2 separate regions of the Homo sapiens genome follow, and region 2 is linked to region 1. A link is a contact called in ENCODE Hi-C data. All regions are on one chromosome and are shown on one strand. Each heading gives the region's core, a stretch centred on a gene start or an enhancer-like site at or near the end of the contact. The rest is flanking DNA. Distances are from core to core; before and after follow the strand shown.

Region 1 (2,817 bases), core at 173-2,672:
GGACTACAGGAGTACACCACCAAGCCTAGCTAATTTTTGTATGTTTGGTAGAGACGGGGTTTCACCATATTAGTCAGGCTAGTCTTGAACTCCTGAGCTTGTGATCCACCTGCCTTGGCCTACGAAAGTGCTGGGATTACAGGTGTGAGCCACTGTGCCCGGCCTCATCTTTCTTTTTTTGAGACAGGTTCTCACTCTTTCACCCAGGCTGGAGTGCGGTGGCTCGAATTAGGATGGCTGCTACCTCCGCCTCCCAGGCTCAAGTGATTCTCATGCCTCGGCTTCCCTGAGTGGTCTTCCCCAGCGTGTGCCACCAGGCCTGGCTGATATTTGCATTTTTAGTAGAGACAAGCAGGGTTTAGCCATGTTGGCTAGGCTGGCCCACTAGTCTTTTTTTTTTGTTTGTTTGTTTTTAATTCATTTTTTTGGAGACGGAGTCTTGCTCTGTCCCCCAGGCTAGAGTGCAGTGTCCCGTAATCTTGGCACACTGCAATCTCTGCCTCCTGGGTTCAAGTGATTCTCCTGCCTCAGCCTCTCCAGTAGCAGGGATTACAGGCTCCTGCCACCGCGCCTGGCTAATTTTTGTATTTTTAGTAGAGACGTGGTTTCACCATCTTGGTCAGGCTGGTCTTGAACTCCTGGCCTCATGATCCACCAGCTTCAGCCTCCCAAACTTCTCGGATTACAGGCGTGAGCCACCGCCCCCGGCCTCACTCATCTTTAAGATGACAACACTGTACAGTAATTTAAGAAAACAGGATCCGTTTACCAAATCCTACACACGTTCCTTCCTTTTGGGTTTGTGTACTTTTAGTCACCAGTCAAGGAGATACGCCTCCCCCCACCTTTTTCTTTTTCTTTCTTTCTTTTTTCAATCCTCCCGCCTTGGATTCCCAAAGTGCTGGGATTACTGGGGTGAGCCACCATGCCCATCTGGCCTAAAGAGACATCCATTGAAAGTAAGAAATAGAGAGCTCCTTTCAGTGATTTGATTAATTGATTTAGAGACAGCGTCTCACTCTGTCACCCTGGCTGGAGTGCAGTGGTGTCATCATAGCTCACTCATTGCAGCCTGGACACATCTTAGCTCAAGCGATCTTTCCTCCTCAGCCTCCATAGTAGTACCTGGACCACAGGCACGCGCCTCTGTGCCCAGATCACTTTTAAATTTTTTAGAGTCTCATCACTTCGTTGCAATCCTCCTGATTCAGCGTCTCAAGGTGCTGGAATGATGAGCGTGAGCCACTTCGCCTGGCCTCAGGGGAATGATTCACAACCACAACTAGTCTACTATTTTTTTTTCCTTTTTTTTTTTTTTTTTTAGAACGAGTCTTGCTCTGTGCCAGGCGAGGCGCATCACTTTGGAAGGCACAGCACCGCGTTCCAAAGCCCCACTAAAATGCACAAAGCTTTGTTCCCTTCCTGGAGTCAGAGCTGGTGACTTCCATAGCCTCAGGCCTCTCTCCATTCAGAAGCTTTTGCAGGCACCACCCCACCAGAAGCCTGGCTGCGGTTGGCGACTGGGGGGTGGGGTGGGGCTAGAAAGTCAGTCCCCCACCTTTGCTAGTTTGGCCAGGACATACCCCGCCCCCCACCGCTTGCTCACCCTTTGAGATTCCCCGCCTCCACCGCTTTGGAAGCTGACCTTTTACTTTACTTTCTTTCTTCCTTTGTTGAGCTTGAGTAGGGGGTACAGGGGTGAGGGTGTGTGTGGGGAGGGGGTGTGGGGTGAGGACGGAGGGGAGTGTCCTAAGGCTCGATTTAGGGTCATGCCTCTTTTATCACCATCACCGAAGATGAAACCAAAAATAATTAATACCTCGTGTTCTCATCTATAAGTGGGAACTAAATAATGAGAACACTTGGGGAGAAAGGGGGACGACAGACACGGGGCTCTACTTGAGGGAGGAGGAGTGGGAGGAGAGACAGTTTCAGATAAAAACTGTCAGGTATTGCGCTGAGTACCCGGTTGATGAAATAATCCGCACACTGAACCCCCAGTCAGAAGTTACCTATATAACAATCTTGCACATGTATGCTTGAACAAGAAATAAAAGTTGAGAGAGAGAGAGAGAGAAATAAAACCAAACACCACCTCCTCGACCTGAGTCAGGGTTTATCCGGCCTTGTGGGGGACTTTCAGCGGCAATGGAAGAAAGCCACAGTTAGCCCCATGGAATATTTTCTGCCTCTTAAGGGATCAGAAACTGCAAACCACTGTAGTTTCTGAAGGGGAAAAGGGAAGGAAGGCGGGGGAGTATTTCAGTCTTTTTTTTTTTTTTTTTTTGGGAGACTGAGTGTCTTGCTCTGCTGCCCAGGCTGGGGTGCAGTGGCGCTGTCTCGGCTCACTGCAACCTCTGCCTTCCGGATTCCAGCGATTCTCCTGCTTCAGCCTTCAGTAGCTGGGATTACAGACGCACACAGCCACTCCCGGCTAATTGTTGTATTTTTCGTAGAGACGGGGTTTTGCCATGTTGGCCAGGGTGGTCTCGAACTCCTGACTTGAAGTGATCCACTCTCCTGGGCCTCCCAAATTGCTGGCATGACAGGCGTGAGCCGCCCAGATTTTAGCCTTTAAAAGCGCGTGTTCTGCCGCCTTTCACTGCGGCCCTTATGCTCTGAATGATGTGTAATTTTTGCTATAGGTCGACTTCCTGAGTCCCCTCTCCCCGTTAGTTACTCAGTTAAGTAAGTTAGTTTTGTTTTCTATCTTCTTCGCTTTTAGACAGTGTGATCGCCACGCCTGTTGTCGGTGGCTAGCAGACTGTGTGTCGCCCCAAGACGGATGTACAGAATCCCACTGGGAGGGGAAAAACG
Region 2 (2,817 bases), core at 183-2,682, 850 kb before region 1:
CAAGACTGCACCTACACACTCTCACCCGCCTCTATAGATTCTCTAGGCAGGAGGCTGCAAGTGGATTAAAATGTTACAACGCAAGGCAAGTCCTCCACCGCAAAAACTGCTCCTCCCAGACTTAGCCCAACCAGCTGGAAACTCCGTGCTTGGAGCGTTAAATCGGACGGACACCCGCCCCCTCTCCACCCTCTGCCTTCCAGCTGCGCCGCATCCTGTTCTCCGTCGCCGCCTGGTGGCGAGCTCCCGGGACCCGCAGGCGCTCGGGTGAGGCAGGAGGGAAGGCGCGGGGAACAAAGGTCCCTGCAGTGGAGGGGCGCCTCGTCTACCTCCGGATGCTTTTGCCACGACTCCGTCTTGGCACCAGTCTTGCTGCCCTGGAATGCAGTTTCCCAAACGCAGCGCTCACTCTGACTCCTCTCTGCTTTTATCCGTCAGGTCTCAGTTCTTGCGGGTGGGAGTCGGCTGAAGGAGCTGCGTTATATGGTTGTGACATCACCCTCCCCGGCCCCCATTTTCAGGTCAGAACTTTCATGCCTTTGGAAACGAGGGACCCAGAAGAGCCCTTACTGTAGGAGGAATGTCGCCGTTAGACCTCTAAGCTCCGAAGAACCAAGGGGAGACAGAATCCAGATTGCTTCCTTAAATCCCAAGTAGTATTGTTTTTTCCACCTTAGAGTCCGCCCCCCCGCCCCCACTTGTCCCATATATTGATCGGCCACTTTGCCACCGTGTTCCAAGGTTGGAGAGCGTCACAATGCCCCACCGTCCCCAACTCTCAAGTGGCCGACAGTGGGCAGTCCAGAAGCTGGGACCAGACTCATCTGCCCGAGGGCACAGTAGGAGGGACGGAGGGATCTCCCAAGAGCTCCGAGGGCGAGGTGAGAACCAATTGTGGGGAGGGGGACCTTATAACGGGGCAGTTAGGAACGGGCAGAGGTGCCCCCACCTCCAGCTTTCAACTCAGGCGAGGAAACTTCGAGACCTTCCCGTCCACACCTGATTGACAGAAGGAAGCTGTCGCGGCCCAGGAGGCGAGTGTGGGTGTGCAGAGGTGGAGACAAAACCTAAAAGCACGCAGAGCCGGCGAGGGCTTGCGGTCCTGGACGGTAGGGGTCTGCGTCTGGTGCCACCTTCTCCATCAGGCTGCTTGCTGGGTCCACCAAGCCTGACCCCTCCAGCCAGGAGGGGATCACGGAGTGTGTCCCCCGCCCGGGCTGCTGCCTGCCGGAAGGGGGCTGGGAAACCGGGATCCCCGCGCGCCACTTGCCTGGCAGCGTCAGTTTCACCCAGGACTGGCTAGCGGTTCCCTCGTGGCTCTGCGCGGAGGTCCGCCTCCTCCCTTCCCTCCCCCATCCCGCGCGCTGCCTCCGCCTCCTTCTTCTGCCTCCACCCTCAACCCCCATCCCCGCCTGACGGGAGCTAGCCCTCAGTCCGCCCGAGCTGTGGTTGTGGGCGCCGGACAAGTCCAAGGCGCCTCCTCCCAATATGGACAGCCGCTACAACAGCACTGCGGGCATCGGGGACTTGAACCAGCTGAGCGCTGCCATCCCGGCCACGCGGGTGGAGGTGTCCGTGTCCTGCAGGTGAGGACGCAGCCCTTCCCCTCTCTCCTGCCCTCTCATCTGTGGGGTTGGTAGCACTTGGAGAGCGCTCGGGGTACCACGAGGCTTTGCGCAGGCAAGAAGTTGCGCCATGAGTGGGAAATATCTCAGTAGTGGGGCTGGAGTTACCCCGGGTCAGGTGACACAGGGGAGCGGGAATTAGAAGCGGTGGGCTCCGGGACTGAGACTTTGTATTTTCTTTCTGGGAAACGCTGTAAAAGTTGGCTGGGCTGTGACTCAGCTGTGGGAACACCGGCCGCCGCCCACTTTACAAGCCGGTTTTCCGCCCCAAACCCGGGCTGGATGGTTGGGTGATGACCGGAATCGAAGGGGACAGCACTGCCAAAAGCTCTTGTGACCGCTGCACGCTTAGGCCCGGGACTTCCTCTGCTAGGCGTGTGCAAACCTGCTGTTGCTAGGGTTGGCTCCAACCCCGGCAGCTTCCTCCCCACCCACTTCCTGGAGCCTTCCAGCTTGCTTCTCCCCGACCCTTCCGGGCTTTTTGCCTTTTGCCTGATAGGTAGAGATTTCGGCCCTCCTTGCAGACGAATCTATGCCTTACCTAAGATCTGGGAAGTCACGACTTTTGTTTTGATTTGTTTTCGGGCCCACATCTGAGTGCTTGTAAAAACTGACTCTCGGCCGGGCGCAGTGGCTCAGTACAGTTTATACGCCTGTATTCCCAGCACTTTGGGAGGCCAAGGCGGGTGGATCACGAGGTCAGGAGTTCGAGACCAGCCTGGCCAATATGGTGAAACTCCGTCTCTACTAAAAATGCAAAAATTAGCCGGACGTGGTGGCACGCGCCTGTAGTCCCAGCTACTCGGGAGACTGAGACAGGAGAATCGCTTGAACCCGGGATGTGGATGTTGCAATGAGCTGAGATCTTGCCATTGCACTCCAGCCTGGGCGACAGCGCAAGACTCCATCTCAAAAAAAAAAAAAAAACAAAAAAAAACTGACTTTCAACCCTGTCCAGAGACTGTAAATTGCAAACTCGTTGTCCTGACCTTTCGGTTAGTTGCCCTGTAAATAAAGCAGCATCACCGCTATATCATAGATGATTTTGAGAAGGAGATGAGCGATGGTGCTAAATTGGTACTGGCCACTAATTTGCGAATTAATATTGACCCTGGAGCCCACTCCCTTGTTTGCATAATTGGGTCTGTCTCACTGGAAAACTGGCTCCTCATTTATCCATTTTTGCCCTAAG

The links. Hi-C counts contacts between places; a loop is a spot of excess contacts on that map. Pooled maps may share reads with other maps.
Region 2: a loop to region 1 is called in a map of PC-9, with 9 times the contacts of the local background. The contact joins the promoter of CPNE8 here to the enhancer-like site in region 1. A Hi-C loop is called at or near these places in 5 of 168 maps with a recorded cell type or tissue (Calu3, MCF 10A, PC-3 and 2 more) and 3 of 50 pooled maps.

What each region holds. Positions count from the first base shown.
Region 1 is chr12:38,055,441-38,058,257 of GRCh38, reverse strand. No RefSeq gene overlaps it. Among named protein-coding and RNA genes, the nearest start is that of ALG10B, 260 kb to the left of the region's middle. Within about 2 kb of position 1,422, at least 2 of the 41 ENCODE cell types and tissues checked have a DNase peak (open chromatin) inside an H3K27ac peak, as active enhancers do; they include PC-3 and PC-9, where a contact is called at or near this core.
Region 2 is chr12:38,904,206-38,907,022 of GRCh38, reverse strand. CPNE8 (copine 8) reads left to right here and starts at 1,432. Exons shown (of 20, transcript NM_153634.3): 1 at 1,432-1,586. The coding sequence starts at 1,489. CPNE8-AS1 (CPNE8 antisense RNA 1) reads right to left here and starts at 1,311. Exons shown (of 2, transcript XR_007063275.1): 1 at 26-1,311. RefSeq lists an enhancer at 1-147 and a silencer at 1,278-1,447.